Regions from separate parts of the Mus musculus genome. Here regions 1, 2, 3 and 4 are each linked to region 5. Evidence: chromatin loops called from intact Hi-C (ENCODE). Cell type or tissue: heart. All regions are shown on one strand. Links, peaks and the distances in the headings refer to the core of each region. The heading gives the core; the rest is flanking DNA.

Region 1 (6,235 bases), core at 820-5,819, 93 kb before region 5:
TTCTCAGCTCTTCTGCGGCATTCAGAGGCGTCTGCAGTGCCCAAGAGTAAGAACCTGCCAATCTCAGCCTCTGTGCAAGCCCAGACCCCTGAGCCAGCAGCTCCCAGCAGTTCTACTGGGACCTCAGAATGTGCCTTCCCCACCCCTGAAAGTGGGATCCTGCGGCTTCTCACAGCTTACCACCCACCTACCTGGTAGAGGCCTTGGCGTGGGGTCCTGTGTCTGCCTCCATGAGTGGCTCTGGCCCTGTGGAGGGCCGGATGCCAGACATGGGACCCCATTCTGACCTACAATGCTAAAAATTAAGGCAGTGAAAATATTTTCACCTATTCTAATATACCTTATACAGAGGAACTATGGGAATAGTAGCAATGTTATAAAACACATGCCCAGAATGTGCAAAGTACTAGGTTCAGTCTCCAGCACAACAAAAACAAGACAAAACAACAATAAATTTGTAATATAACCAACAATTAAAAAGGTACTTGCAAAATATCACAAAATATCTTTGAATATATCTTTTTGTTGCCAAATTGTCACATTGCTGCCAGTATCTGTAATATATTGTCCTAAAAGATTTTTACAAAAGACATATAGAAGAAAACACTAACTTGGATGATTTCTAGCTAATTCAGACTCACATAAATACTAGGTGTAGGTGGATTCAACTTGTCCTTTGGCAAGGGAGGGTATGGTGAGGATGGTGGTCTTGGAGGCGGACATTTATCCAACAGAATGCTACTATTAGACAGGCCGTTTTTACCTAGATTCCTTTAAAAATAACAGGAAAGAAAAGAAAAATCAGTATTATATTTACATAGAAGGCAGAAAACAATTCTGAATTAAGTTATAATAGACAGTTTCATAACTCCGTGAATTTTGAATCTAGCAGAACAACAAAATTCTTCCTGCAAATACTTATTTTGATTCCTGGATCTTCCACTGAAGAAAACTAAAAGCACAATATGTTGAACATAAAAAAAAATTCCCTATTTTGTTTATGATTTCTTTATCTGAAGAACAAGTATGAATTCTAATTTCCTTTCAATTATCAGAATCTTTTCCATTCAAGGTTGGTACATTAGCTCAACCAAGAAAAATTGCAAATAGTCATATTAGCAGTTTTTTACTGTGTCTTAAAAATCTGCTTGCAAAAATCAAGTCCGAAACAGACAGAAATTTCTCTGAAATAACTGACACATATAATCATCTATTTAAGAGACTATAAACATTTACTTATCAATCTTAATGCTGCAGACAGATGCAGGGTACATATGCTATTTTCTGAACAGTTTTAGAATACCACAGGCCAGATAATAAAACTTTATCAAAATAGCCCAAAGTAGAGAGAAAAGGAAGAAAAGTTATGGAATAAGATGGTTACAGAGAGAATTTAGAAACTATGTCATCTTAAATCGTTCTTTTTCCCATTCTGAAGTAACCATATTTAGTACAGAAATGAAAAGAAAGTGTTCTGAGTAAAAGGACCTTTAAAAAAAAAATCTTTTGTTAAAAAGCCCCTAAACTGTACCTGGGTTACTTTCACCTGAGTTCTGGCATAAGCTAGTATCAACCAAACACCCCACTACTTGTAATCTCAAGACCCTTTTGCTCTAAGCTTCAGAAGATTTGTCTCCAACTTACACAAGTGATTTCCTGCCTCTTCATTAAGATAATGCCTAGATTGGTTTAAACAGCCCAAGTCCACTCCAGAGACTGATAAAAGTTTTGGTGCGTTTAGCTATTTAAGTGTCTATAATGAAGCAAAATGACCTTTGTAAGTTTAACATAAAACTATGAGGATGTACTCAAGTGAATGTCCAAATGTCCTCAAAAATGAGATGGAAGAGTATCTTTCATAAGACATTAAGAAATATAGTAACTAGCCACTCCATAGCACAAAATTTTATTAACAACAACAACAAAAAAAGCCTTTCCACATTGCTTATAACTTTTGGGACATAATATAGCTCTAGAATCTACCTCCAGTAAGCAATTTTTATGACATCTCGGTTTCTCATTTTGTTTTTAAAGCAAATGTCTTGAGTCTACAAAGACTGGATGAGGTATTGAGCCCCTGCTTTAACTGAATAGAAGCAAAACTAGGAAAGGAGAGTAAAGACCAGATTAGCCAAGGCAGAGGCAGGCAGATAGAAGACAAGAATAGTGGAATGTATCAAGGTAACTGCATCTCAGTCCGCTATGGCTGTTAACCTAGACACTTAAAGGGGTTCAATGTTGAAATGAATGATAGTAACTTAAAGACAAAAAGAGGTTAATGTCCCCTAAATTAAAATTTTCTAAAGAAACAAATTTTAGAAATTAAGTGATCTTACAGTATGTTTTAAAAAATTTAATTTAGATATATATTAAATGCCAACATGAAAAAAAAATCACATTAATTTAAGACTGGGTAGATGTGGTGATGCACACCTTTAATCCCAGCACTAAGGAGGCAGAGGTAAGAGGCAGGGCAGCTTGGTCTGCATAGTGAACTCAAGGCTACAGAGAGCCTGCTTATGCCTCACCCCATCCAAAAAAATAGTTAAGATTAATGGCAGCTGTTGCCATGTTACAGGCCATTGAGGAAAATGATCCCAGCAAGGTTGGATCAACAAAGAAAATAATAAAAAACAGACATAATTTCTGGTTAAACTTTAGTATATTAAAGTTTCAGTACTACAATTAAAGTGATATTAAGATTAATTTTAATTTATTTTAAATGAATTCTTCTCCCTATGCCAGTCCTATCCCATGCTCCAAATAAGTAGCAAACTCTATAAAATAAAGTTTAATTTCATATAAACAATTAATGGTAGGTTGAGGACATGTTCTAATAAAGCAATGTAAATAGCAAAAGATAATATTTCTAGATGATAAGACATACTAGAACTGATAGATGTGAACTGTTTCCAACTTTAAAATGAAATTGTTATATTAAATAGCCAATTTAACTGACCCAATGCTTAAATTTCCTATTTATAGAATAGTTATTTTCTGTTGATTAAACCCAGCAACCAAACAAAGGCCTTCAAAAATGTATAACACTGCTTAAACTTAAAATTCAATGCTAGAAAACTATGCAGAATTCTTTGTGACTATTCCAAGTGATGTTAACTGCTTACATCCATGATTTATTTATACATAGGGGATGACAAATACAAACCAATGATTAAAAATTAGACGAAACATGTACAATGAAAAGACCATTAATCTCTATCCTTCAAATATTACTGAAAGATGATGCAATCTAATCAGACTGATCCTTTGATGATGACGTTTTTGTTCTAAACAGAACACTTATTATCCCTCTAAGTGTTTGAGAGGGTTTATCCTTCAAAAACTAAAACAAATATGCTTTTTCTTTCACAAAAACCTAGCAGTCTGTTTTAACTCTCCATTGTCCCTTACTTTTCCTATCTCTTTATAAGCTCTTCTAGAATCAAATGAATTGTAAACAGAGACTTACCTGGGCGATTGCTGAGGTCTATCCCTAGTCTAACCTTTAACAGACTTTGTTCAAAATCAAGCAAATAGGCTTTTCTAGGCCTTGATTTTTAGCCAAATGTGATTGAGTCTCGTTTTCATCCCCAGAGCAGTCAACCACACTGAAGCCAACAACTGTAGTAACCAGTAGAGGGCAGTAACAGCACGTTCAGACATATTGCACAATCATCAGTAAGTACAAGCACAACATTCAAGCATTACCAAGCTCTGTTCAAACTTTTACTTTGGATGACTGATTACACTATCTTTTATTTCCCAGATCTTGATCAGACAAATCGTCAAACACTTCACTCTGTGATTAATTTTGCCACACTAACCTGCAAGCTTTCAGAACTTCTGCTGAGCTGGGATATATGGACACAGACATTGATGGTATGATCTGAGGACTAGGTCTGTGGCTAACTAGAAGCAGATCTGTTTTAATGGGGCTCTGAGATTCTTCCATTCCTTCTCCATTAATTGTGTGCAGCCCACTGTGAGGGCTGTTAAGGCTGGTAACACTGTTTGTGGTTGTCTGTTCAGTGGACTTAGGAGAAGGTGTTGCTGTGGAAATGGCTGAAGATGGTGAAGAGGCAACAGAATTATCAGTCTTTGTATGGACAGTTGGGTGGATGTTATTGACTTTGTCACAGGTTCCAGGACCCACATTGTTATTAGCTTTTCCCATCAACAAGGCAGAGAGCTGAGGATTGTCTGAACTTAGTAAACCTGGTGACTTAGAATCTCCATGGCTAGGACTGCAAACAGCATCTGCCATCACCTGATGGACATGATTAGGAAGTCCCTCAACACTGGCAGTGCTGTTAGGTGTCTCTCCAGTTTGCCTGCTTGTTTCAGGCACCGTCAATGTGTTTCCTGAAGGCTTGCTCTCTTTGGTTAAGGTAATGCCTTGTTGTCCACCTGAGGTAGCAGTGTGAGAGGAGAGGTGATTGAGAGCAGCCCCCTGTGTTACTGAATTGCTAGGCAGGGTGGGATGTCCATTCTGATTCTGAATACCAGAGCCAGCTGCCTGGAGATGCTGGGAAGGCCCAGTGGAAGATAGAGGTCGTTCACCATTAGGACCTGCCAAATGTGAACTCGGACCTTTGTGAAGCCCCTAAAAAGAAAAAAAGGATGGTTTAAATCTTATGTTAAACTGAGAGCATACTCAAAATTTTAAATATTAAATGTAAAAGCCACTAAAAAATAAGTATCTTTATAATTTGACCCAATTTCCAAATTTGTCAAAAAAGTACTTTTAGTTAGCTAAAAGAATTTCCCTAATTAGTATGGCATACATTAGTTTACAGAAAGCACAGAGAACTCTAAATTAAGTTTTAAAACAGGGATTTTCATTTCTAAACTCAAATATGGATAGACATATAATATCATTAATAATTAATCTATGGATATGATAAACCAAATAATGCATCTGTAATCTATTAAGAGATTAATATAGAAAGCAAATTAATTTTATCTTTAAATGTAAAAGTAAATATATTCATCCCTAATTCAATTACCACTAAAGTAACTATCCTCTAGAGCAAAGTTTCTAAAATACTTAAGACTCTACTAAAAAGCTTCCTCACTCAGTAAACCCCATATTTTATTTATATGTGTACAGAAATATACATTTTAAGTCTCTACTAATGACTTATAAAAAGCTGCATTTTTTTTTCATCAACTGAGTATAAACATTTAGGAAAATATCTGCCAGGATAGATACTATACTATAGGTAAGGAAAGTTTTAAGTCCAGAGGAAGGTCACTTAATACATCTAGTAAAATAAAAATAAGTAGAACTAAGACGAATAATTTTTACCTGAAAATTGCCCCCCTGGAATCACAATTTTCATTTCGTTTTACTGACAAAATAATTGAATAAGAATGCGAATTTCTCAGCCATATTGAACCCTGGAATTGGGAACTAATTTGATAGTTTAAAACTTGTTGTAGCTGAGTTGAAAGCTTTTTTGAAAAAAGATTTAATTTGGCAGTAAGTTAAAGAATAAAAATTACATGACTATTAGGGGCTTTCCAGCTGCAGTATTATAAAGCGACCTCATGAGGGAAAAATTTGACCCGAAATTAGTTTAATATTTTTAGACAATTTTCTTACTTCATTATAACTATATTGTAAGGCTCCTAGGTAGTGGCCATGAGGGACTAGGGTTCCTTGCCATTTAGCAGGTACAGAAGGCTGTGTCCTGCAAAATCATTGTGGTAGGGTAAAGTATTTGTTTCCCTGAGACAAAATCTGGCTATGTCATAGTCATGGATACCCTGAACTTGAATTCTTCCTGCATCAGCTTCCTGAATGCCAGGTTAGGATGAGCTAAGATTTTTTGTTTTAATGTTATCAGATTTCTAAAATAGGATTGAGTATTTTTGAAAATATCAGCAGTTAAGCAAACCTAGGATTTAGAAGGGAAGAAAAATAAGAGAACTATTCTTCACAATCATAACAAATGCTCTCACTTATATAACAGTCAATTATACTTTAGAACCTTAATAGGCATCTTAACAAATAATGTTTAAAGATACTGAATTCCCAAAACACATCATCTCAAATAACAATTTTTTCCTCTATTTTATCAATCTTTCTACTGAATGTTTCCCATTAGCTTATTTCTCATTTTAATTTAAAATACGAACAAAACCAAATTCTAAACTCTACTTCTCCTTTAGCTATACTATCCCTTATCTGTACAACCTACATGACTGCAGATGACCCATGGGAACAGTCTAT
Region 2 (6,235 bases), core at 610-5,609, 75 kb before region 5:
AAAACCACAATATTCCAATCTGTTTCTTAAAAATATGTGTGTATGTGTATGTGTGTGTTTATTAGATAGATAGTAATTAGATTGGTAGATAGGAAGGATATACATATATTCTTCTAAGAAGCTAAAAATGCATGGGAAAACATTTATATGCATGCATTAGTTGAGAGGCAAATAACTTTGAAAGCATCACACGTGTTTTTCCAAGTTAAAACGCAAAAACTTTTTCACTATACTAGCAATATGTTTAAATTTAATGATAAAAATTCACATTACTCAAACACTGTAGTTCACTAAAGGCATTTTGATACTCTTGTAATTCTTAAAAATATAGACAATTCAAATAAAATTCTAATAGACAAAATTAAAATATAAAAACAAAGGTTTATATGAAAGTATGGTGGTATGAAGGAGGCATTAGAATACTTAGTTCCCAGTTTGTGACACTGGAGGAAGTATGTCTCTTGAGTGGGTTTTGAGGTTTCAAAAGCTCCCTGTGTCTGTCTGCTGTTCCTCTTCTACTTTCTGGATCCTCTTTATGTTTGGAGATGTGTGCTCTCAGTTGTTCCTGCCAAGTGCCTGCCTCCTGCCATGTTGTGATATATTCTTACCCATCTAGAGCCACAATCCCAAAACAAATCCTTCTTTTTATAAGTTGCCTTGGTCGTGGTGTTTTATCATAGCAAAGGACAAGTAACAAGACAGCAGGTAATATCATTATTTATATATAGTCAATCACAATAAATGGAACTTTAACTTCAAAATTACATTAAACAACTATTATAAAAATACATATATACAATGTTAGTTTAAAACTGACAACTAATTTTCCCAGACCAAAACCAAAACAAAAGAAAGAAATCAAATACAAAATATAGGGGGGGAAGATTCAATAATTAAGTAACAAAATTAAATATTGAAGGGTTTCTTGGCTCTCTTTTCAAGATAGTAATCAGAAAACCTAAATGGTTACATTATCTTCATACACTAAATAGGATTGTGTGCTTATAAAACCTATAGTGTGCTAGAGTTTGAGTAATTTTAAGACAAATATTTTAGTGATTAATACTGATGAAGCCGTGAAAGGAAGTTCATAAACCACTAATTGACTGTAGGCAAATTAGTTAATTTCACTGGACATAAATTACAAATGAACCTCGTACCGAGGAATTCTCATGCTTTCTCACCCAATGGTTAAGAAGAATTTTCAGAATTTAAAAGGACAAGAATTAGAATATAGAGACTAAGATGGGAAATACTTAGAAGAGGGTTCAGATTATTTTTTACCAACTATGAAAAATATACAGAAGAACACATAAGATATCATTTTATTACATACCTAATTGTTGTAAAATAGTTGCTTTTACTTGTGCAGAAAGGTTTTCTGTCTGCAAAAGTTGCTCATAAGCTTCTTTTGCAGAATGATACTTCCTCTAAAGAGCATAAAAAGAAATTTAGAGAAAAAGAAAACAAATATAAAAATCATTCCAATATTAAGAATTATATAATATTTACTATGCTTTGATACACTAAAAAACCAAAAAACTAACTTAAAGTAAGAAAGTGCTGATTCTATTACTGATGTTTCCTTTTAACACCAGACAGGTTCCAATTTCCGATGTAAGTAATACTAGTACTAACACCCACTATAACAATGTATCATTAAAATATGACCTTTAAGTATTTGCCAACTCCCAATAGCTAAAATCATCTAAACTCATTTAATAATGTAAATCACCTCAATTTTATTTAATATTAATAACAGCAGAGTACTCTCCATCCAAGAGTATAGTCTGCCTGCTTAGCAAGTGCCCAAGAAACTTAATAATATAAAACACCCCCAAAAACTATAATAAAAATCACAGATAAAAAAGTAAAATCCTGTTATATACATAATCTTTCCAGAATATGAAAGATTACAAAATATTTATAACATCTATAAATTTAAATTTAAGACGGCCATAATTATAGTATTCAATCCTTACAGTATTTTCAAATCCCATAGGTAAATTTAGTACTGTCTGCAAAGTTTTAACATGACCAAAAGCTATTATCACAAAAGTAATAAGGTTTAAAACACCTTCAAAGTCAAAAAGTGGAAAGCTTGCAAACACTGCCTTTAAATTACATTTCATAGAACAATAGGTTGCAGTGGCTTTTATTCTTCTTACTACTACTATTTAACTGTCTGAATCAAATAAATCATAAAAAAAAAGTGTAGGGACAAATACTAAACTGGTTATATGAGCCACAGGCAAATCATGTACCTTATTATCTGACATCTACAAATTAAATATAAAAGGTAATGTCTAATCCATCTATTGACTCATTCTAAGCATCAAATGAAATTAATAAGTAGCATTGGAAATAACTAAGGAACTATTTTATATATATACATCAGGAGGGATCATCATTTTAGACAACTGCACATTAAGATTATCAGTACTTATTAACTGAACTTCTGCTCATGAACTCAACTAAATCCTAAGACATTAATCTTATCTAGTCTACAAAAATTAAATATGCAATAGTTAAGTAGGATAAGGGCTCACATACTCAACCTAATTCCTTCAACCAAAAAGATATTGTTGATCATCTAACACATACTGGAAATGGTTGGGGCTGCAAAGTAGCAAGAAGACCAAAGACAGAAACAGAAAATACACCATGTTGTATATAGATAGTATATTTTGGAGAAAAATGTTCAAATGCTTAGAATACTAGAAGACTGAGCAGAAAATTCAGAGAGTGCTTACAAAGACCTTGCTAAGTCAGTTTAAGATGACTGGTTGTAACCTAAGGTAATGAAGACAGGGAACTATTTTAACTAATATATTCAGATTTATATCGTAGAAAGACAATACGCTGTGAAAATGTTATTATAAACTCAAAAACGAGAAATATAAAAACAGTGACATGCTTGGAAATGTTTGCATCATATCAAGAAACACGAAGTTGGCTTTTGCCTCAAATCATGTAGAAAACAATGATAACTTCATTAAAGGTTTAGTAATAAGAAACAAATACAAACAAAAAAATGCAAAACAATCAAAATAAATAAAAGTTTGGAGAGATGGCTAAGTGCCTATTGATCTTGAAGAGGACTATGGGTCTGTTCTCTGTACCATATCAGGAGGATCACAACTTCCCATAAATCCAAGGGCACCTGCAAACATGTGTACACCAACTCATGCAGATACACACACACACACACACACACACACACACACACACACACACACACGGTGACTGATAAAAAAATCATTTAAAAACAACATATTATAATTAGCATCTACAAGAGATTAAAGCATTCACCACCACAAAAGAAATAGTAAATGCAATTACTAGAAATACCAAATCAAGTTTATAAGCAAGTTATAAGTGATTCTTCTCTGGATATATCAAGTTTCTTGTCTATTAACTGATTGAACAATATTCTGACTAAACTTAATGAGTATATGTATGTAACAATAGCCAAAATTGTATGAAATTTCCTGCATACATTTAATTTCATTAGTCCATGATTATAAGTGAATACTGTATATTTCTTTTTCACTTGGGTAAATTAAAACACTCACCTGGGTTTCATATAAGTGGGCAATGTGAAACTGAACTATAAAGAATGATAGAAAACAAAAACAAGTCACTGATAGTACAGCAAGGTTTGGGAAAAATTAGGCAAGAATAACATTACAGAATATAGGCATGGCTTATATTACATAGATTTAAGTAATAGAAGAACTTTTACTTGCTTTTAATAAAAAATATACAGTCACACTAAAGAACAAATAGGATAATAAACCATATTAGTCACTGTTAGTTATCAAACAAAATGTGTTATTAATTATTAATGTAAAAAGATATGGCAAATGAGTATATACTTTATAATGTTTAAAATGACAACATTAAGTAAATAGGGAAATCTTACAAAATTTTACATTTCAAAATGTACTTGAGGTTAAGTCAAATGTGTATTAAAGTCAATATCTAACAGAAAACATACTAAAACAAGAGCTATTAGATTTATATTTTTATGTTTATGTATTATATTATGTATTATATTAATATTAATAAAAAGAATATTTTGGATATTATTGCTCCTCCTTACTGATATTCTATCACCCATGTATGAAAGCAAACCAAGAATAAAAACTGGTGTGTGTCTCTCTATCTCTTTCCGTCTCTGTCCCTCTGTCTTTCCCCTCCATCTCTCCCTTCCCTTTTCTCTTTAAAAAAATTTTTTTTGGTGTTTTATGTTCTCCATACTTCGATTTCGATTTTATAAATTGATTTCAAGCACTCTCAGAGCCTCTCAAAATTACATAAATATAGCCTGTGTACATTTGTTTAAAAAAATAAACCACAAGGTCCAAAGCTATGATCAAGTTTTAAGAGAGACTTGTTATCAGTATAGATTTCTGAAATGATGACTCTGACAGCATGGGACAAGGTTTGGAAGGCTACCATTTTATTCCTTTCTATGGGTGATTCTTCATGCTTATTCTCTCAGGCTGAACACCAGAGTAACAACATCACACAAGGTAAGGAAGCATATAATGAATTTAAAAATAACATACTAATTCAAAAATATTACGCTATGTTAAACATCACATAAGTAAAAATTAAAATATCTTTAGAATATAAAAAACCCAAAAACAATAATTAAAGTTTTAAGTTATAGAGAAGATATTTAAGGGCCTTTACCTACTCCTCTCTGCCTAATACAGTGCAGTTCTTACAGAGTATTCCAGTTGTACTATTTCCTTGTTATGTGAGAGACAGACTATTATAGCAAGAAGACACGGAGCCTTCTAAAATACTAAAACTTCTTGCCAATAACATTTTTCTATACTGCTGTGTGATCGTAATTGGAAAATCAAAACAAAATATTAACTACTTGATGCTCTATTGCTACTCTATAAATTTCTTCTAGGCAATCTTATGGACTAATGAAAAGGATCTCATTATTCCAAGAATTACTAAGTCCAATGTTGCCCTTTATATTAAACAAAACAAGACAAAAAACCATACAGTTAAGTTCTTTAAGGTCCTCTTTAAAATAGAGCAAAACAAATAAATAAAAAAATTTCACCACCAAATTACATTTGAGATAAACTAATATTGCCACAAAAGGACATGAGACTAAGTTTATTCAGAATTAGCAAAACAAATACCAGGAGACTACTGTATTCCATAACAAAACGTCTCACATCACCATGATCTTGTTTCTCAAATTATAAAATTATTAAATACTGCTAGAAACATTTTTCCTACAGAAATGGTTGTCAAAGCTCACTTTACCTTAGACTTCTTTTGGGGGAGCACAATGCTCTACCATAGAGCTACAATTGCAGTTTGCCCATGCTGTTAATCCATGTCATATTAAAAGTTCTGCAACTTTTCACTAATCAATCTAAAATTTTCCTTAGGCATTTCATACAACAAAACTACTTGTCAATAACATTTTTCTATACTGCTGTCTAAGTCAGAGGACAGAATGACAGAGTAGCTGGGTACTGAATCTGTACCCTTTAGCGCAACACTTTATGCTTCAACCTTTGTATTCAGGTTAATACAACAATATTTTTCAACTGTTCTCTTTCAACTTTTCCCTTAAGAAGGAAGGAAGAGGGAAGAGGAAGGAAGAATAGGAAATAGAACAAACTAATGGAAAAGAATACCCAAACAATTTATAGCAAAATGGTTACTTCCTGACACACAACATCTACTGAAATTTTCATGTTAGTCAGATTCTTTTATTTGATTTTTCAAGAAATATTTTTTTAAAAAAATTGATAATTTCTAAAAAGCACTCTTCAATTATCAAATTTGTTACTTTAGAGTATATTAAATGGACAGGAAAAGAAATCTATATAGAAAAAGAAAATAAAACCACTGAATCAGAACATACTTCACAACAGCATTCTTCTTTAATTAACTGGAAAATGTCACCTCAAACTTTGTATTTGACATATGAAACTATTATAATAAAGTCAAAGTATTTTCAATAATTTTAACACCAGAGCACAATCAGTGAGCTCCCACATAAACCTCTGCATATCTACTAAATGACTAACGAATGTTATTTGCAATCCCTCTAAGTCATTTACAATTAGTAAGCTATTTAAAAAAAAAATCAACCTTGTTTAGCCTACTTCAATACATATCTGCTACAGACAGACTAGTCATAATATTTAATCTCCTAAATTCTATGTGTAAAGTAGCCATATCAACCCAT
Region 3 (6,235 bases), core at 558-5,557, 590 kb after region 5:
AGCTTCCTCTGAGACCCCGAGGTTCTGAAGTGAGCAAGCTGCTGCTATCCTGGTATCCTGGTATCCTAGTATCCTGGAATCCTAAGATCCTGGGCATGTTACAGCGTCTGGAAGTAGTGTCTCCTCTGGGGACCATGGGGCTGTCTGGTGTGTTCGAAACCAAGGTATATCAGCACTGATTAAAAGGAACCTGAGCAGCTCGTCAGGCAGGGCTCACATGTCCTTGCTCCTGCTGCCACAGGCCTGTCACAATTGGTTTGGAACAGATGTTGTGTCCACTCACCAGTGATCCTAAGATCCTGGGTGTGCTAGGGTGCCTGTAGCGTGGAGAGTTCTCTGTGGACTGTGGGACGATCTGTTGAGTTCGTGCCCAAGGTGGCTTGGAGCTGGCACTGACCAGAAGGGACTTGAGCCCCTGGTCAAGTGGGTTTCCTGCGCCCCTGCTGCTGGCACAGGCCCATCAAGATTGGTTTGGAACTGATGTTGTCTTCCACTCACCAGTGATCCTAAGATCGTGTGGAGAGTCCTTTGGGGACTGTGGGACTGTCTTCGGAGTTCGAGCCCAAGGTGATGGAGCTGCCGCAGACCGGAAGGGCTAGAATGCATATTTAAAATAAGTTTGGTGCTGATTTATGTGAACTTGGGTTAGTTCTTTGGTATCCAACATGTTTTTATATTCTACAGAATCCATGGAAATTTGTGGTAAAAAAACAGACTTTATCCCTATTTCACATTCAAATAATAACAATTCTTAAAATCACAGCTTTGTGGTGAATGTCGGTAATCACAGCACTGGGCAGAGTGAGACAGAGGAATCCAGCATCAGAGGCCAGCCTGGGCTACATAGTGTGACCATGTTTACAAACAAACAATCCTAATACTGGAGAGGCAGAGGGAAGTAGGTCTGTGTAAGTTTGAGGCCAGCGTGCTCTACATAGGGAGTTCCAGAGAATCTTAGGTTATGTGAGATGTTGTCTAAAAATAACCAACCAACCAAAAATACAAGCAAAAGTCTGCTCGACTAACAGGGCACTAAAAAAACTAGAGCCCTCAGCAGTTTGAGAAAAATGTGACCTGGGGATCCATCCCATATACAGTCGCCAAACCCAGACACTTTTCTGGATGCCAACAAGTGCTTGCTGACAGGAGCCTGTTATAGCTGTCTCCTGAGAGGCTCTGCCAGTGCCTGGCAAATACAGAAGTGAATGCTCACAGCCATTCATTGGACTGAGCACAGGGTCCCCAATGGAGGAACAAGAGAAAGGACCCAAGGAGCTGAAGGCATTTGCAGCCCCATAGGAGGAACAACAATATGAACCAACCGCTATTCCCAGGATACCCAGGGACTAAACCACCAACCAAAGAAAACACATGGAGGGACCATGGCTCCAGCTGCATATGTAGTAGAGGGTGGCTTTGTCAGTCATCAATGGGAGGAGAGGCCATTGGTCCTGTGAAGGCTCTATGCCCCAGCATAGGGGAATGCCAGAGCCAGGCAGCAGGAGTGGGTGGGTTGGTGAGCTGGAGGAGTGGGGAAGTGATAGGGGGAGGAGGGTTTTCAGAGGGGAAACCAGGAAAGGGGATAACATTTTAAATGTAAATAAAGAAAATATCTAATTAAAATTTTTTTTCATTAAAAAAAAAAACCTTTAAAATATTTGCCCTGACACTTGTTAAAATAGATAGTGGGTCTATTTTAATTTGGGATACAACAACAACAACAAAAAGCTGGAGATTTATAGTGCATAATCTGAGGGGGTCGAAGTGTAGAGTCCTACCAAGAGGAGACATCAAGGGAGTTTATTGCTGAGCTAGTTTAATTGGGTTCTTACTGGAGAATGACTGGGTTATTAGACATCAAGCAAGAAGTGGGCCTGAAATTTCTGTTAAAGCCAACAGAATTCTTGAAAGAACTAAAGGCCAAAGATAGGGCCTGAAAAAAGAACACCTAATCAGAAAGACAGCTTCGTTGAAGCATCCTGACTAAAGACTTGTTAAGAACAGTCTGCCAACACTAAACTGATTATCTTGTTCTATTACCCTTAGCCGCTCCTCCCTCCATTCCTTTAGCGTAAAAAACAAACAAACAAAAAAACCAAAAAGCAAAAACAAAAATAAGACAAAACAACAAAAAACTCTTAGAAACTTAGAGCAGGTTGGGGTAATGCCCAGGCTACAGTGGAAAAGAGCACGGACTACATTTCCCATAAGCAATAGGAGGGCGGGGACTCAGCTATTCCATCACAAGTCCCAAGCCTTGCGGCTGCGCACAAATTGTTGGAGGTCGTGTACAGGGAAGAGTGGCGGTGACGCGACTGTGTGGGCGGGGCGAGGAGGAGGCTGAGGAAAAAAGAGAGACCATAGACTTCCAACTCGGCCTAGAGCGTCCTTTAAAGTGGTGGGGAGAGGCGGGCAGGGACCACCCCCAACTGGCCGCTGGCGGTATCATGGCATCCCGGAACCCCCCTCCCCAAGGTGAGCAGCCAGGGCCCGAAGTAGTCTCTGGGACGCTGCCCACAGCACTCGACCTTTTATTGCTATGGTGTTTCTCCCTTTCCCTCCTCCAGTGTTTCTGGGGCTCTGTCGCTGTACAGCCCCTTTGCGAGAGCCCCTTTGAACCAGAGGTCTCCTTTCCCTCTCTGCGGAATTTAGCATGCTCACCTACACCTAACCAAGGCTAGACCCTGCCCTGCCCTGCCCCCACCTCGAGCCCTTCTCCATCTTGCAAAATTAGGAGGGTTGGCGGGTTGATTTCCATGGTTGGTTGCGTTTTAGTCCTGCTCTGATTTCCTCTTGCTAGGTTCCTGACTTTTCCTTTCATGGAAGGATCATCCCCTCGCCCCCTTTTCCCACAGATGGAAATGTACCCTGCCCTGACCTTATTCTCATTGTGCGGGTGACCGCCCACTGCTTTGTAATTCAACTGGCCTCTGGCTGCGTGTCCCTAAGCCTTGGGAAAGGAAATGCCGATGCTGTTGCTAGGCCCTTTATGCTTGAGGCCCTAGTCTCCCAGATCGAGTTAATCACGCTCCTTCGTTTACATCTGGGCCTTTTTAGTTGTAGACCAGACATGACAGTGTGTTGGCCCACAGGTTTTATGAAAACAGCTTGTGAGACGTTTCAGACTGTAGAATGAATGTTTTTTTTTTCCATTTTGTATTTTTAAAGACTATGAAAGCGATGACGAATCATACGAAGTGTTGGATTTAACTGAATATGCAAGAAGACACCACTGGTGGAATCGAGTATTTGGCCACAGTTCCGGACCTATGGTAGAAAAATACTCAGTAGCTACTCAGATTGTAATGGGTGGCGTGACTGGCTGGTGAGAACATTCTTTTCATTAAATTTTAGTGGGAACCTGGCTCTTGTCCTTTTGTAAATGGCACAGCCTCCATAAATCTTCAGTGGCTCCCCACTTTTAAATTCCAGAAGAACACAACTTTGGGGCTTTTCCCGGATCTTATTGGTTGTATCAGCCTTCAGATAGTCCTGGTTGGATTTTGATGATTTCCCTCTGTCAAAGGCCCACCATAGTTCCACTTCCACCCTTTACACTTCCTTTAATTCATTAACAAATTTTCAACTTAAGCAAGTTAATTATAAGTAAGTTGTTACTTGCTATTCAGTGCCAATAACTGGAAAAAACATGAGAACTCCCATTGCAGAACTAGCCTCTAAGATTCTCAGCTCTGTACATAGAAGCATTAATGGTCTGTAAAAATTATTCACAATGATGCATCAGATTCTACATTTTTTGTGTACTGGTTCTGATTATGATAGTGCTTTGAAGAAGATCTGAGAAGATTGCCTTTGCTTTAGAATTAATGCAATGATTACTTATTATGCAATAATTTGGAGTACAATAAGGAGTGGCTAATAACCATTAATCAAGCAACAGCTCATGTAAGCACATATTTACATTGTTGTTACCATGTATTTTAATTCTATTATTTTTGGAATAAAATATTAACCAGATAAAAAGGGGCAGAAACAGTTCAGTATTTTGAAATATGTTGATGACTCTTTTTTTTTTGAAGTGACAGTGATTAAGTTGTAAGCATTTTTTTTCTTTACATTTAAGGTAAATTCATCTTGTGCTAATTAAAATATTTACATACTTCCTCTTGGCATGGGAAAATGACATTTATTCATGTGTGTTTTCCATGAACCTCGGAATAATGATGCCCCATGCCTTCTTGTAAATGCCATTTCATAATTTAAAACAAACAAAGAACAATTATGGTGAAGATTCCATGGAGCACAGGCACAGTATTAATACTGCTTTATTGAAAAATCATACAGTTAGAAGGGAAATTTCTGCTCAGGGCCTCGGTCAATTAGATGATTCACTGTAGGATGATTACAACTCTGCCCCCTTAAATGCATTTATAATTTGGTGCCAGAGGTGATTGGTTAGTGAGAATCATGGCGGAAAGCCAGATCGTTGCACATTTTCTTCTTACAGACCTAACCTGCTAAGAAGGCCCATAACTGCCAGGTCTTCCTGAAAACCCTAATGGCAGAGCAGAAGTTAGTAGTGACTGGTACACAGCTTGTGTAGCTGTAGCATTCAACCTGGGGTTTAATGAAGACCTCACTACTTGCTTTTTTCTTTGTTCTTCCTTACTGACTCCTGTATAAGAACCATATTCTTGATAATAATAACAACAACAACAGTAGTAATACATTTGGATTGTCAGTATCAGACAAGTATTCAACCCAGGAGCTATGTAATAGTTTGTGGGTATTTGTTTTTTACATCCATCTATTTGTGTGGGGGGCACAGATGTGTCCCAGTATATATGTGGAGGTCAGAGGACAGCTAGTAGGAGTTTGATCTTTACCATGTGAGTTTTGGGGATCAAACTGGGCTCTTTAGACTTGGTAGCAAGTGCTTTGACCTGCTCAACTCTCTCTATGACCTGGTCTGTGTAATAGGACACTTATATTCAGGTGGCTTGTTTTTGTTTTTGTTTTATGTGGGCACAAATTCAGGACCTTGCAAGCATTCTAACTCTAAGTGATATTGCCAGCTACATAGGTGATTTGTTGGAATGATTTGAACTGTAGTTTAGATTCAGAGTAGAAAACATTTGAAATCTTTTTAGGATATAACATTGATGTGATATTGTGGCATAAAAGAGGAACAGTTAATATAGGCATAAACCTAACTTAACACTTGAGACCGACCAGCTCAAGACATGAATAGCCTAAGGAGATTGGATTTAGCCATAAGTTTTTGGTAATAAGAAATGAAAACTAGTATGAGAAAAGGTGGTTGCTAGGAGACCTGGAGGCCTTGAATACTGAATCTGCTTTTAGAGTGTGATCCAGAAGCAGAGCTATGGAATCCCAACATTACATTCCAAAGGTAACGATGCCCCTAAGAGTGGAAAGGAGGGCTGGCAAGATAGCTCAGCAAGTAGGCTTGATGCCAAGCTTGGTGACCTGAGTTTTATCCACAGGTACCACATGGTGGAGAGAACCAATTCATGTACATTGTGCTTGGCCATGTGTGAATGTTTAGACACACACACTACATAAAAAATTAATAATAAAAATAGGAAGGAGAAAACAGGTAATGTTTTCTAGATGGGGTATTTGAAGATAAGGATGGGAGTCTGAGATGAATATGACCTGGCAAATGGGGGATACTACCATCAGTTAGAAATTGGGGCCTCAGTAGCAGCTGTTTGGGCTGCGTGTGTGTCCCTGTGACATGACTTCTATTGAATTAAGGGCTACTGTGCTCCAGTATGACCTCATCTTGCTTAATTACATAAACAGTGACCTGATTTCCAAGTACAGTCTCATGAAGGACACTAATTTGGTGGGAAGACCAATTCAGGGCACAAGACTAGGATTAGAAATCTGCGATACTTTTGTAGAATAGTGAAGGGACCATGAGTATGCTCAGGAGGTATAGGCTGACATTACAAAGTTAGATGAGACAAAACAATACAGAAAATTAATACTAGATAAGGAAGGTGTGAGAAATATGGGCAGTGTAATCATCTAAGTGGAATAACACAAGGGGCAGGAAAGTTTTTCATAGGCAGGAAATTAATAACACAAAGATGTTGATGCATTTGAAACTAACTGCATTGGAGCTGGTTTGGATAGAGTGAGTGTTGTCCAGGTGTTATGAAACACCCTGACCGCATTAAGCAAACCAAACAAGTGACTACTGTGGGAAATTTTAGCTTACACAAATGCAGGAGTATAATGAACC
Region 4 (6,235 bases), core at 437-5,436, 280 kb before region 5:
CTAGTGGTTCTTGGCCTTCCCAATGCTGTAAACCTTTAATGCAACTCCTTATGTTGTGATGGTCCCCAACCATAAAATTATTTCATTGTTACTTCATAACTGTAATTTTGCTACTGTTATAAATTATAATGTGAATATCTGATATGCAGGACAGCCTATAAGAGTCTCAACCCAGGTTGGAAAACACTGCTATAGACTAAGGTAAACTAGTCCCCTTGTGCCCTAGACACTTTCATAATAACAATAGATTAGGAATTATCTGTGAGTCCTGACAAGTTCAAAGCACCCTTCTGGTACATCTAGAGTCACCTGTTTTAGTGTATGTGGACACCAAGGGATAGGCTAGAGACCCATTGTGGTGGTTTGAATATGCTTGGCCCAGGGATCGGCACTATTCGGAGGTGTGGCCTAGTTGGAGGAAGTGTGTCACTGTGGGTGTTGGGCTTGGAGACCCTCCTAGGTGCCTGAAAGCCAGTCTTTTCTTAGCTATCTTTGGAACAAGAAGTAGAACTCTCAGCAACTCCAGCCCTACATCTGTCTGTATGCTGCTATGCTTTCTGCCTTGATGATAATGGACTGAACCTCAGAACCTGTAAGCCAGCCCCAATTAAATGTTGTCCTTCATAAGATCTCTTGGTCATAGTGTCTCTTCACAGCGATGAAAACCCTAAGACACCCATGGAACGTGAAAACTGTTCTTGAACTCAGATCTGTCACTATAAACTGAGGCAGAATGAAAAGAAACAGAATCTCAGGCAGAATTAGTGCTTCTGATTCTCATTCATACATTCAACAAGTTTCCACAACTGTGCTTTGGCTGTGGATTTGGAGATGAATCATGTGCAGCCTCCTCTCCCAGGAGCATTGGGCTTAGTGGTGGAGACAGAAAAGCCCACAAACTATCAACTCTTTCATGTGTATGAGGACAAGGGACAGACTACTGACTTGAATCTTTCATTCACTGACCTTGAGTTTAAGCCTTGGATTTACCTCACGCTGCTTTGACCTTCCTGCTGAAGAGTGAGGTAGGAAGAGGTGCTTCTGGATAAGCTCAAAGGCCCTCTAAGCTCTGCCATTCTTTTACTTCTGTGGCTCTGCTGTGTTCACTTCACAGATGGATGTGAAGTCTACTATCACTGGATTTACTCGTTTCAAAAATGGCAGTACATGCTCCCTGTTCTGCCTGATCCCTTCCTCCTAGTATGCTTAGAGATAGGAGATGCTTTCAAAGAAACCCATCACTGTAGAAGTATACATGGTGTTTTGGTAAAAAAGAAAAAAATGAGTCCCTTTCTTTTATTTATTGTGCAAATATTTTCTCCATCCATTTTTTTTTTCATTTTGCATTTGGCATGTATTTACAAGTTTCATTTCTTTCTGCCCAAAAAACATCTCTTACCAACACTAAGATAGCCCATACCATAAATATATTCACTTTTCTTTGTCCCTCCCCTAACCCATTTTTCATCCCCAGTAGACATTCTCCTTCCCTATAAAACAAAAGAAAAAAAAAACATCAAATGCCATTTTATAAATTTTGGACAAACCCCATAGTTTTTCTATTGACTAAGATCAAAGTCATCAGTATTCTTTTCTGACAGCTTCTTCTCCCTTTCTTGTCATACTTTCTTCCCAGAGATCCTTTTCATTTGGCATCTTCAACCTTGCCCTTAGATTTTTGCTGCTCTTTGCTGCTCCCAGATCTTATCTTATTATTACTCACATGCTTATTCTTTTCTTTTTTAGCAAAACTCAGTTTCAAATAGATTTATCAGTGGAGTTTAAAACTCTCACCCAGTGTAACCCAGGAAAATAATAACAACAAAAAGCATTTAACTGTCAGCACTTGAGGAAAACATTTGGATACAAAGCCAAGAGTGTAATTCTCTGGCATAACAATTACAGTGGTATTTTGTTAACTATTTCAGATGTTCTTAATGCTGCCAGCCTTCTGTATTAGTGGACTCCGTGTCATGTATTCAATCAACCACCAATCCAAAACAATCTGGGGTACTTACTTATAGTCCTAGCTACTTTGGATTATGAGGTGGAAGAACCCCTAAAATTCAAGAGTTCTAAACCAGTCTATGCAACCTAGTGAGAACCCACCTAAAAAGACTAAAATGAAAGTGACTCTCTTAACTGTAACTGTATTTTTCCTTTTTATCTTTACCTAAGCAACAAAGCATAATTATTTGCATATGGTGTAGGTTATTGTAAGTCATCTAGAAATGATTAAAATTTTGGAGTTCTGCCTAAACTCTACACAAATACCCCAACATGTTCTATAAAGGATGAAGTGTTGAGGATCGTGTACCCAAACCCACACCCATATATTCTTTCCAAAGAACTCAAATATAGCACCACAACCATCTCAAAAGCATTCTAAGCAAGCAGTGTCTATCCCTTATCTCATCTGGAACAAGCTGAGATCCCTGAGCCCTAGATTTAGTTGAACAACTCTGACCTCTTTTTCTGACAATCCATCAGGCATAGGGACTTATTTATGGTTGGGAAATCCTGCTTATACTTATGTGGAAGTTTTATGCACCAAATGGGAAGCTATTGTAGAATAGATGGGAACAAACTATACCTCATCTTTCGATGTACACCAAATAGCCCAGAGCCAGCTCAGACTACCAGCCAAGCCTGACATTCTGACAGTGTTTGACTTAAGCCTCCTACCCCAACCCCATTTTCTCAAGAGCTACTTTTTAACAGTGATCTAGACCAAATCCCTTAAGAGTGTGTGTGTGAGGGGGGAGAGGGGGAGGGAGAGAGAGAGAGAGAGAGAGAGAGAGAGAGAGAGAGAGAGAGAGAGAATGTACAATTGTGATTGTTGGTATGTGTTCAGGGAAAGTAGGAAAGTGCCATAATAAACTAACAACCCTTGTGCAGAGAGAGAACTGGAAAAGCAGAGAGGAGAGGAGAGGAGAAAACAAAGAAATAGAAGTAAATAGAAGGAGCACAGCAGCTGGCCATTGGGCCTTCGATCTGGACACTGTGTCTTCTTGTTTATTAATAAAGTCAGCATGGATGAACAGCCCAGTGGTCCTCATCAGAGGCAGAGTCTGGAGTCTGAGGCTCCCCTCCTTCAGGGCCAAGTCCAACTTTGTCATGTGAACACTCTTTGGAGCCACAGAATATCTACAACAGGGTCTGCCAAAGACGGTGGCAGAAGCAGTAATCAAGAGGAAGTTGAAAATCCAGGGCGTGTGTGGCTATGAAACCATGACTTTTCTACATTGTTCTGATGGAAATATCCCACAGCCTGAATTGCTAGTCCCCAAACAGAAGCACAGCCAAGAACACCACTCTTTTTTTTTTTTTTTTTTTTTTTCACAATACGCTTGTTTGCAAAACTACGAAGAAGGCTTCCCTGGTATTATGCCAAATGCAAAAAAAAGCAAGCACCCAAGCTAGCCAGTGGTTAGAAAGGGAAAAACACTTTCGCCCTATCATGTCTGCTTTCCATCCTCTCAAGAGCCATCTAATCGGTCTGGACATAATCCTAGGTGCAAATCAGGTTACCATCTCCAAGGAGAATGGGCGAGGAGCTTTTTGACCACTAGATGGCAATACAGAGTCTTCCAACAGCTTTGTTTAAACCCGGACAGCTGACAATTTTACTTCCTAGTTTCCATTTTTTCTTTGAACAGATAGATTCAGAAAAGAAGCAAATTCACCAAAATGCAGCTTAATCATTCAGTCAAAATACAGGCTTATATGTAACTGCTGAACAAGATAAATTCATTTTTGCTTAAATTTAATTCAACAATATCTAAGGATTTTTGTTTTGGGTTTTTTGTTTGTTTGTTTGTTTTGTTTTGTTTTGTTTTGTTTGACCATTTTATTAATTTATTTGATCAAATTCCTCAGAATCCCCTGGATCTGAAGGGTTTCTATTCATTTTACATCCGTTCTTTGCCTCCCACTCCTGATCACTCCCTCCTCTTTTCCTCTAAGCGAGTGGGGCCCCCTCATTATCCTCCACACCCCAGCACATCAAGTCTCTGTGAGGTTAGACTCATCCTCTCCTACTGAGGCCAGACAAGGCTGCCCAGCTTGAAGAACATATCCCACAGATATGCAACTGCTTTTGGGATAGCCCCTGCTCCAGTTTTTCAGGACCCACATGAAGACAAAGCTGCAAACCTGTTACACATGTGTGAGGAGGCCTAGGTTCAGCCTGTGTATGTTCTTTGATTGGTGGTTCAGTCTCTGAGAGCCCCTAGGGTCCAGGTTAGTTAACTTTGTTGATTTTCCTGTAGAGTTCCTATTCCCTTCGAGGTCTGCAATCCTTCCCCCGAGTCTTCCATGAGAATCCCCAAGCTCCATCCACTGTTTGGCTGTAGGTGTCTGCATCTGTCTGAGTCAGCTTCTAGGTGGAGCCTCTTAGAGGACAGCCATGCTAGACTCTGGTGTTTTACAGGACCTAGGAAGACACTGGAAGGGCATGAGTTTCCTGCACGCTAGAAGATGACATCTCAGTGTGGTGAGAGACTGTACTACCTACATTCTGATACCAGACAAGGAATGACAGTGTTTTCATGGAAATGCAATTTTATATTAGGTTCACAACTACTTTTCAGAATATAAATTTTTAATTTCTCACAAGCCACTACTAGCTCAAGAACCCTTCCACACCTTTCAACAGGTTTTTGTTTCTTTCTTTGTTTAAATGTTAGGGTGACTATATTGATGCTGAAAATTTAAAAAAAAAAAAAAGCTCACTACTGGCTGCATTATTTTCATACTTGTCTAACACTGGAATCAAAATTGAAAGGACTACATGACTACCCCAGCTGGATTGGGTACATCTGTAATTCCAGAATTTGGGAAGCTGGGGCAAGTGGAAAGCCCACCTGGGCTATAACAAAAACAAAGAAATGATTGTTAGTGAACAAGAAAAGTTAAGCAACCAAAAACGTCTTGCCAGTGTCACTTGAGACAGGTTTTTTTCTTCCGCACCCTTTGCTGAACAGTCTTTCAAATCAGAGCTCCATCAGAAGCACATGGTGACTACATCACGTGACCTTGCTTCTGGGAACCCTTGGAAGTAACCACTGTACTGTTTGTTGCCCAAGGGGTTTTGAAGGAGCACTGGAGAGATGCTATGGGATGGACTGAGTGTCTCCACAGTATCATTTCTCCTGCTAACCTTGGAATTGCTGAGAGCTGAAAGAACTAAGATTTTTTTTTTAATAATGGGATTTGTTTGGTGTTGGTATTATTGAGGCTTACGCAAATCACATTTGTGACACACTGTTCAGAATAGAACTGAGACCCTCTGGGGTGGTTTGAATAAAAATGGCCCCAATAAGTTCATGTTTGATACCTGGGTCCCCAGCTAGTAGAACTGTTTGAGAATGACTAGGAAGCTTGTTGGAGAAAGTATTTCACTGGGGGCAAAATGAGGTGATTTGAGGTTTCAAAAGACTGCTATCCCAGTCCTATCTCTATCTATCTATCTATCTATCTATCTATCTATCTATCTATCTATCTATCTATCTTGCTATCATAATCTATCTCTTTATTTTTATATCTCCATCTCCCTTACTCTCTCACATTGCCTCTCTCTGCTTTCTTCTTGCAGATCAAAAGGTAAGCTCTCAACTATTCCTGTTGCTATGCTTTTGCTTCACCAACAAGCACTCTAACCTTCTAAAATCATCAGCTCAAACCAAACACTTTTATAAGTTGCCTTGGTCATAGTGCCTTATCACAGCAAGAAAAAAGTAATTAAGACACTTGACCTACTAATTTCCAGGCCCTCACTGCATTGTAGATTCACAGGAGGTGGGGGGGATAGGTCACCTACTCAGTCCAATAAAATGACTCCTAATTCATTCTTCACAGACCTCATAAATGAAGACAAAACATGGTAAAATGTTTGCCTAGGCTTAACATAGACAAGTTTAAGCAGAAAAGGGAGGCAAAGTGGGCATAAGACAGGTCACCAGGGTACTCAGGCCTGCCCACATGGCACTCAAATGTAGACTAGAAGAGCCCCCCAACCAATGCATGACTAAAGTCTGAGCAGTTAAGACAGAACATGTAAGAGAGCCTTGTCTATAGAGAAGGGCTTTGAACTTTTCCAGCATTTACTTACACTTTAGTGAACCAAGCCCCCTCAAAAGACATTGAGCCATCCCCCATTTTTGCTATAAAATCCTTCCTTTGAGATCTCACTACCTCTATTCTGATGTATAGTAGCCCCTCCCCTTATTTGAAA
Region 5 (6,235 bases), core at 887-5,886:
CCAAAAGGAATAAATTTAGCCTAAATTTCCAAATGAATTATCGCTGAAAGCAACTCTATTAACTCAATTTAAACTAGCAATGTTTACTCCAAAATAAAATGGCCCTTAAATTTAAACACTATATACAGGTGTGTGTACACACACACACACACACACACACATCTTTGGAATGACAACTTTACATTAATCTAATCTTTGTACATAAAATACTTCAAATAGGTTGAGGAAAATCTTGAAAAGAGGGGGCTAACAACTATTTATATTTATATAATTCCAGAGCTAGTTACTGAACATTTTTCCAGCGCTAATTTTAATGAAAGAAAATTAATACCGTCACTGTCAAAGTTCAATTCAAATTTCCTTACCATTCAAAGAAAATGGACCTACCGAAAAAGATTATGACTGTTTTGCCTTATAGTCATTGTCTGCAATCACAAGTTCTTATATTTTGATACTTTAAAATAAAAACGTAATTATGATCACAGATAAAAACAATTAAGGCAGCCAAACCAAAATACATTCAAAAAGTAAGGAGCAAAATAATCAACTTTTTTTAAAGCCGTTAAGCTTTAGTCGCCTTTCTTAAACTTCCCAATTGCAACAATAGAGCTAACAAAGTATCAAATCAAACCTAAAGATTTCCGGCAAAGAAGAAAAGGTCTAATGAATGCAACATCTACCATAGACACTCCAAGTTTGAGAGTCCCAGCTAACAAAAAAACCTCCTCCTACCATTCCAATCACACTTTGGTCAGGAAATATAAACTGAAGTAGACAGACTGAGACTCCAGCCTTTGTTCAATAGCTTACCATGGGTAACTAAATGTGCTACAGGTTGATAAGCATTTACCAGGCGTATGCACGCTATTTCAAAGCTAGAGAAGGGGACAAAAATTCTACATGCAAATAATCTGTGATCATTTTTATTAACTACTGAGCTACATACTCCAAAGGAGAGGCCTATTCTTCTCTGATACTATTTATTTCCCTGTTTACCTCTCCTCCCTCCCCCAAACCTCCCCCGGCTCACTTTCTCCTCCCACCCTGTCCCGCCATCTTGGGCGGACAGAAGCAGCCATTACTTAACTAAATGACAGTACCAACAACTTTGCACACAAATAAACAAGAGACTACACCCAGAATCCTCCCCAACTGCTCCTGACAGACTCACAGGAAACCAAGCTCCAGAAAACGCACTCATACAACTGTGGTAGATCTTTGGCAGAAAGATCCAAAAAGTAAACAAATCACCTAACTTCAGGTAAAGCACACACCGATGATGATACAAGTCAATAACCCCATGCAAACTCTTTACGGACCTAAACTACGTGCAACTTCCCCCTTCAGGGAGCAGAGACAAGAAGCCATCCCGAAATGTTTGACTAAAGCAGGCATCAGGAACAGACTGCCTAAAGAGCCTTAATAACCAGGGAAGATAACGAGCGGGGGATTTAAGGAAATCTACAGCTGTTTACGAACTCATGACCCTCCCTAGGCACCTCAGAGATCATCCGCCTAGCCTCCAAGGGCGGTAAAATCGTAGTCAATTTGGAAGCCCCACATGAGCTTGGCCCCAAAAGCGCCACTGCCTCTGTCCTCTGGCTCCAAGAGAAGTGATCTCTCAAGAGAGCAAGCGAGGTATCAGGGGGTGGAGGGGAGCGCAGTAGCAGGAAATAGTTTTCCGGAAGCCCCTCGGCCGTCTTTCGAGGCCACAATGAGTGGTGACCCGGCCCCGGTGCCCCAGGCGAGCGCGCCTCTGGCTCGAGAGACCGCGTCCGCGCTCCGGCCCGCGGTTTGCCTTACCTTGCCCAGCAGGGCCTTCATCCTGGCGCCATCTTCATGAAACCTCACGAACCCGAAAAGGCGGCTGCGGAGAAAGACACACGCCGCTCGTTAGTGCCCCGGCATCGGCGCCGACCCGTCCGTGCCAAAGCCCGAGGCCCGGGCGTCAGCGGAGCCGAGAGCGCCAAGCCGAGGTGCCCGCCCCACGGCCGCCACAGGCTAGCCGCGCTCCGGCCTCCTCGGAGAGTGGCGCCAGCCTGTCCCGAGCCGCCCGGGCGAGTGCCCGCTCCCCGTACCTGTCCAGTCCGCCGAGCGCCTCCCTCTCCTCCGCTGTCAGGCTGGGGGACGCCTCCTCGCTCTCGCCGCTCGCTTTTCCCGCCGCCATTTTCTTTTCCTCATCACCGAAAGCGGCGGCGGCGGCGGCGGCGGCGGCGGTAGCGAGCGACACTCCGCAGGATTTCATGGAAACGCAGCGAATTCACAACTCCAACGCCGACACCCCCCCTCTCCGGGCCGGAGCCCGCAAGGACGCCTCCAATCTCCGCACAAGACCGGCACACCAACTTTATTTCTGCCTCCTCCTCTGCCGCGAGAGGCGGCAGCGAAAAATCCTAACGCGGTAGAGGTGAAGGCAGAGGCAGCAGAGGCTGTGGAACCACTGGGTCCGGAGCGGCGACGGCTCGGCTGTAGGGTCACATCGCGGGGATGGGAAGGGGGCAGCCACAGGCAGGGTCGGCGGGAATGGCCGGAGCGCGCGAGGAGCGGGAGCTCTGGGGGGGATTCGTAGGAGACACAAACTTCCCCGGCACCAGCACAAAGTTGTTGTAATTGTGTCACACAGCGAACCCCACGCCGCTGCCGTGACCCCCCCCTCACAGCCCGCTCGGCGCAGCCAACCAGAGCAGCCCCTCGCCTCACGTGACCTTTGTTGACTCGCGTCAGTCGTGGCTCCACTTAACTTGCTAGCTGCTTTAGCCCCGCCCACCGAGGCCGCCACAGATCCGAGAGCGGGATGCTCGCCAGTTCTGGTCGGTGGTTGGCTGATAGGCACGTCTGTCCGGAGTAGGGTTGTCACCCAGTGGGAGCAGCCGGTTAGGTTGTGCTACTTAAATACACAGGCAGAGAATGGAGGGGTCCAGGCTGTGTCCCTTCGGGAGCCGTGGTGGGATCGGGGGGGGGAGGGGAGTGCTCAGTCTGGGCGAGGTCCGGCACCGCCTGTAGCGAGCGCCAACGAGAAAGCCTAGGACAGCCTCTGGCTGCCCGGAAGCCCTAGGGTGGGCCAAGACTGTGATTTCGGTGGTCCTGCTAGCGCTCGCGCACTCCGGGAATATCGATCCCGACAGGGCTGGACACCAGCTGAGTCGCGGGGAGGGAACACTCGGCCCCAGACCTCTGCCCTCGGAAGAAGGCGCACTGCTAGAAATAATAGCCTCCACGAGGAGTGCGCCAGAGGAGCAGCAGCCGGCTTCATACCCTGCAGCCTGGGCGCCGCCCTAGACAAGGCCACGCGAAGCCCCATACCCTTTCAAAAGGGGAAGGGGAAAACGTCTCCCGACCCCCGCCCACTCACCCCAGGCAGGGAGGAATGAAGAGTCAGTCGCCTGCAGGGGGTCTGGCGCGCTGGCTCCCGCACCCCACCGCCAAAGGTCTGTCTGTTGGCAGCACTTTCGGGCCAGATATTCCTGCTGCTTGCATATACCCTACGCCCTAGCAGTAATTCGTTATACTATAAAGAAAAAAACAGAAACAGTGAAATTTGTCGAGGGGGATTTCAGAATGTTGGGTTCTGTTGCTGTCATCTCAGTGGGTACTCCATGGAAGAGTAGGAGCTGTATGTGAACTGGCCTTAGAGAAATAGAATCCTCAACACAGCTTCCTGCCAGCCTTTTTCTGCTTCCACTACATAGGAAACCCTTAGCAGTAACATTTGCTTGTTCTGTCCCTCAGGTACAAATAAGTCTGGTGTTTGACCCATAGTATAATCAGGAGATAGACCAAACTTTCCATCGACTATTTTGAAAAGGCAGATATAATGTGATGTATCTCATCACACCTCCAGTCTTTGGGATAGAAAATATTAGTAAATGGACTATATGAAGAAAAGATCCGTTTATAAACCAAGCTTTATATGTTTTATATAAGTTTACACCTGTAATCAATAGGGTATATTTAAATTTAGATTTCAGAATATATAAGTGCTGAGTCAGTAAATCCTAGCTGTGTTCTTCAATGAGAGACTATAAAAGTCCCAACTAATTTTGCAGACAGACAGAGCTTTAAATTGTTGCCTGGAGACTAGTAACTAGATGAATAAACTAGTTTTGTATGGATTATATTTCGTGTTTAATTACACTTTTACAAAACATGTTCTATGGTGTTCTATTTTACTTGACTGAGTGAGTACCAGAGACTGAATATTTTCTATAGCTAAATTAACATACGAATTGTTAAATGTCACAAATGGTGACCTTCAAAACCTGGGAGATTTTTGGCCCCACTACCACATGGACACTTGCACAAACAGAAATCAAACCTGTCAGTATTTGGCCACGTCCCCAAAGTTACTGGTTCCTGATTTAGTCCCTTTCCAAGAATGATATAAGCAACCCATGTCTGAGTGCCTTCCTGCCCTTTAATAATAAGGTTAGAGTTTTAGAAATAAAGTGATAGGGAGGGGTTGGAGTCTAGCTAGCACAGCTGGGTTCTGATCCTTGTGCAAGCTCTGTGACCTCTAAACCAAAGCTGTTGTTTTTGATGTGGAGTAATTCTAGTTTATTGGGGCACAGGTTTTATGAAACAGGGTATTGCTCTGTAGCCCAGGCTGGCCTCTGTGTTCTCCTGCCTCAGACTCCTCAGTTCTGGGATAATAGACACGTACAATCATGCCTGGCCAAACCAGGCCAACTACAAGGATTTATCCTCCATCAAACATGCAGTGTCCATATAAAATAAGTCTTACATGTCTATGTAATTTTTTTGGCATTTACATAGTTTAGCTGTCAAATGTATGTGAAATAAGCATGGAGCCTTTCTCAGTCACTGTCAAAATTAATGCAATTTTAAATTTATGACATACAAAAATGGAAAAATTTTGTTTTATAATAATTATTACTATGGCAGGGCAGTGGTGGCACATGCCTTTAATGCCAGCACTTGGGAGGCAGAGGCAGGTGGATCTATGAGTTCAAGGCCAGCTTGGACTACAGAGTGAGTTCTAGGACAGCCAGGGCTACACAGGGAAACCGTATGTCAATAATAATAATAATAATAATAATAATAATAACTATGAAAAAAAACCTGGGCTGATTTAGCTCAGTTGGTAGAGTGCTAGGTTGAAGGTCATGCTAGGCTACAAAGAAGGGCATTAAAATGTAGAAGGCAAAGTGATATAAAAATAGGAGCCTGGTTTGTGTTACATCATACAAATCTAATCTCTACCACTTTATGGTGGGGCAACCAACCTTAGTCCCTCAAAATATTTGCCAGATTCCAAAACTGATTCCTGCAAGTTGTCTTCTGACCTTCACAGGCTTACCATGACACAAACACAAGCGCATGTGCACACACACACACACACAAAGTATAAAAGAAACCACTTAATGACATTTTATAGATTAGATGCTATGGTCAGCATGGGTGCTCACACCTTTAATCCCAGCAATCAAGAGGCAGAGGCAGATGGATCTCTGAGTCTGAAGCCAGCTTAGGCTACACAAAGAAACCCTGTCTTGAAAACAAACACAGAGAGATTAGATATTATAAGATAAACAAAGTACTAAATGTGTAATACAGAATTCAAAGTCTTATTAAGACTCAGGGTGTGTTTAGCATACTCAGGGCCTTTCAATCTCCAGCATCAAACAAAAAAATAAATTTTATAATTTTGATATTTGAGATCTTTTCTTGCTTTCACCTATGTGGTCTAAATTGTTTGTTACTACATTACACTAAGAATCACTTCCTCCTAGTTTTCACCCTCCCCATAAGCCCAACCACAAGCAATCCTAATTCATTTTATGTTTAGGTATATATCTACAGCATTGGTATACCTCTCATTTATTCGAAAATGAAAAAAATTACACCAAATCTAGATTTTTTTTTTATGGTTATAACAACACAATAGAAACTGGAGAGCCACCGGGTGTGGTGGCACGTGCCTTTAATCCCAGCACTCCGGAGGCAGAGGCAGGCAGATTTCTGAGTTCGAGGCCAGCCTGGTCTACAAAGTGAGTTCCAGGACAGCCAGGGCTATACAGAGAAACCCAGTCTTGAAAAACCAAAAAAAAAAAAAAAAAAAAAAAAAACCTGGAGAAAATTTAATCTGAATTTGCCAACCTATAAAACTTGCATGGGTAAATCAATATTTTAAAACGATATAAAAGTTTATGGACTACTTCATGTATATTTGAAGCAGTATTACACATGGTGTAAGTTCCATCAATATAAAACCAGT

Evidence for each region. A loop is a pair of places that touch in the nucleus more often than their neighbours do. Peaks named below come from ENCODE experiments on the same cell type or tissue, not always from the same donor. Only the 100,000 strongest peaks of a DNase experiment are listed, where the experiment ranks them.
Region 1: it touches region 5 in a loop (3-fold over the local background); 20 of 42 quality-filtered maps call a loop at or near these places.
Region 2: it touches region 5 in a loop (3-fold over the local background); 9 of 42 quality-filtered maps call a loop at or near these places.
Region 3: it touches region 5 in a loop (5-fold over the local background); 9 of 42 quality-filtered maps call a loop at or near these places.
Region 4: a loop joins it to region 5, with 4 times the contacts of the local background. A loop is called at or near these places in 7 of 42 quality-filtered maps.

What each region holds. Positions count from the first base shown.
Region 1 is chrX:18,252,372-18,258,606 of GRCm38, reverse strand. Kdm6a (lysine (K)-specific demethylase 6A) reads right to left here. Exons shown (of 29, transcript NM_001310444.1): 17 at 3,825-4,603; 18 at 642-771. Among named protein-coding and RNA genes, the nearest start is that of Kdm6a, 93 kb to the right of the region's middle. In heart, for the core only: a CTCF peak has its summit at 3,626 (motif pointing right); no DNase peak of the experiment used is centred there.
Region 2 is chrX:18,234,036-18,240,270 of GRCm38, reverse strand. Kdm6a (lysine (K)-specific demethylase 6A) reads right to left here. Exons shown (of 29, transcript NM_001310444.1): 8 at 3,576-3,610; 9 at 1,337-1,430. Among named protein-coding and RNA genes, the nearest start is that of Kdm6a, 75 kb to the right of the region's middle. In heart, for the core only: no CTCF peak of the experiment used is centred there; no DNase peak of the experiment used is centred there.
Region 3 is chrX:17,568,393-17,574,627 of GRCm38, reverse strand. Fundc1 (FUN14 domain containing 1) reads left to right here and starts at 2,303. Exons shown (of 5, transcript NM_028058.4): 1 at 2,303-2,475; 2 at 3,169-3,325. The coding sequence starts at 2,448. In heart, for the core only: a CTCF peak has its summit at 2,452 (motif pointing left); DNase peaks (open chromatin) are centred at 2,307 and 2,907; H3K4me3 peaks cover 1,281 bases; H3K27ac peaks cover 1,219 bases.
Region 4 is chrX:18,439,584-18,445,818 of GRCm38, reverse strand. All of the region lies in intron 2 of Dipk2b (divergent protein kinase domain 2B), which reads left to right. Among named protein-coding and RNA genes, the nearest start is that of Dipk2b, 19 kb to the left of the region's middle. In heart, for the core only: a CTCF peak has its summit at 3,560 (motif pointing right); a DNase peak (open chromatin) is centred at 3,548.
Region 5 is chrX:18,159,016-18,165,250 of GRCm38, reverse strand. Kdm6a (lysine (K)-specific demethylase 6A) reads right to left here and starts at 2,676. Exons shown (of 29, transcript NM_001310444.1): 1 at 2,079-2,676; 2 at 1,804-1,867. The coding sequence starts at 2,245. In heart, for the core only: no CTCF peak of the experiment used is centred there; DNase peaks (open chromatin) are centred at 1,050, 1,620 and 2,790; H3K4me3 peaks cover 2,985 bases; H3K27ac peaks cover 2,849 bases.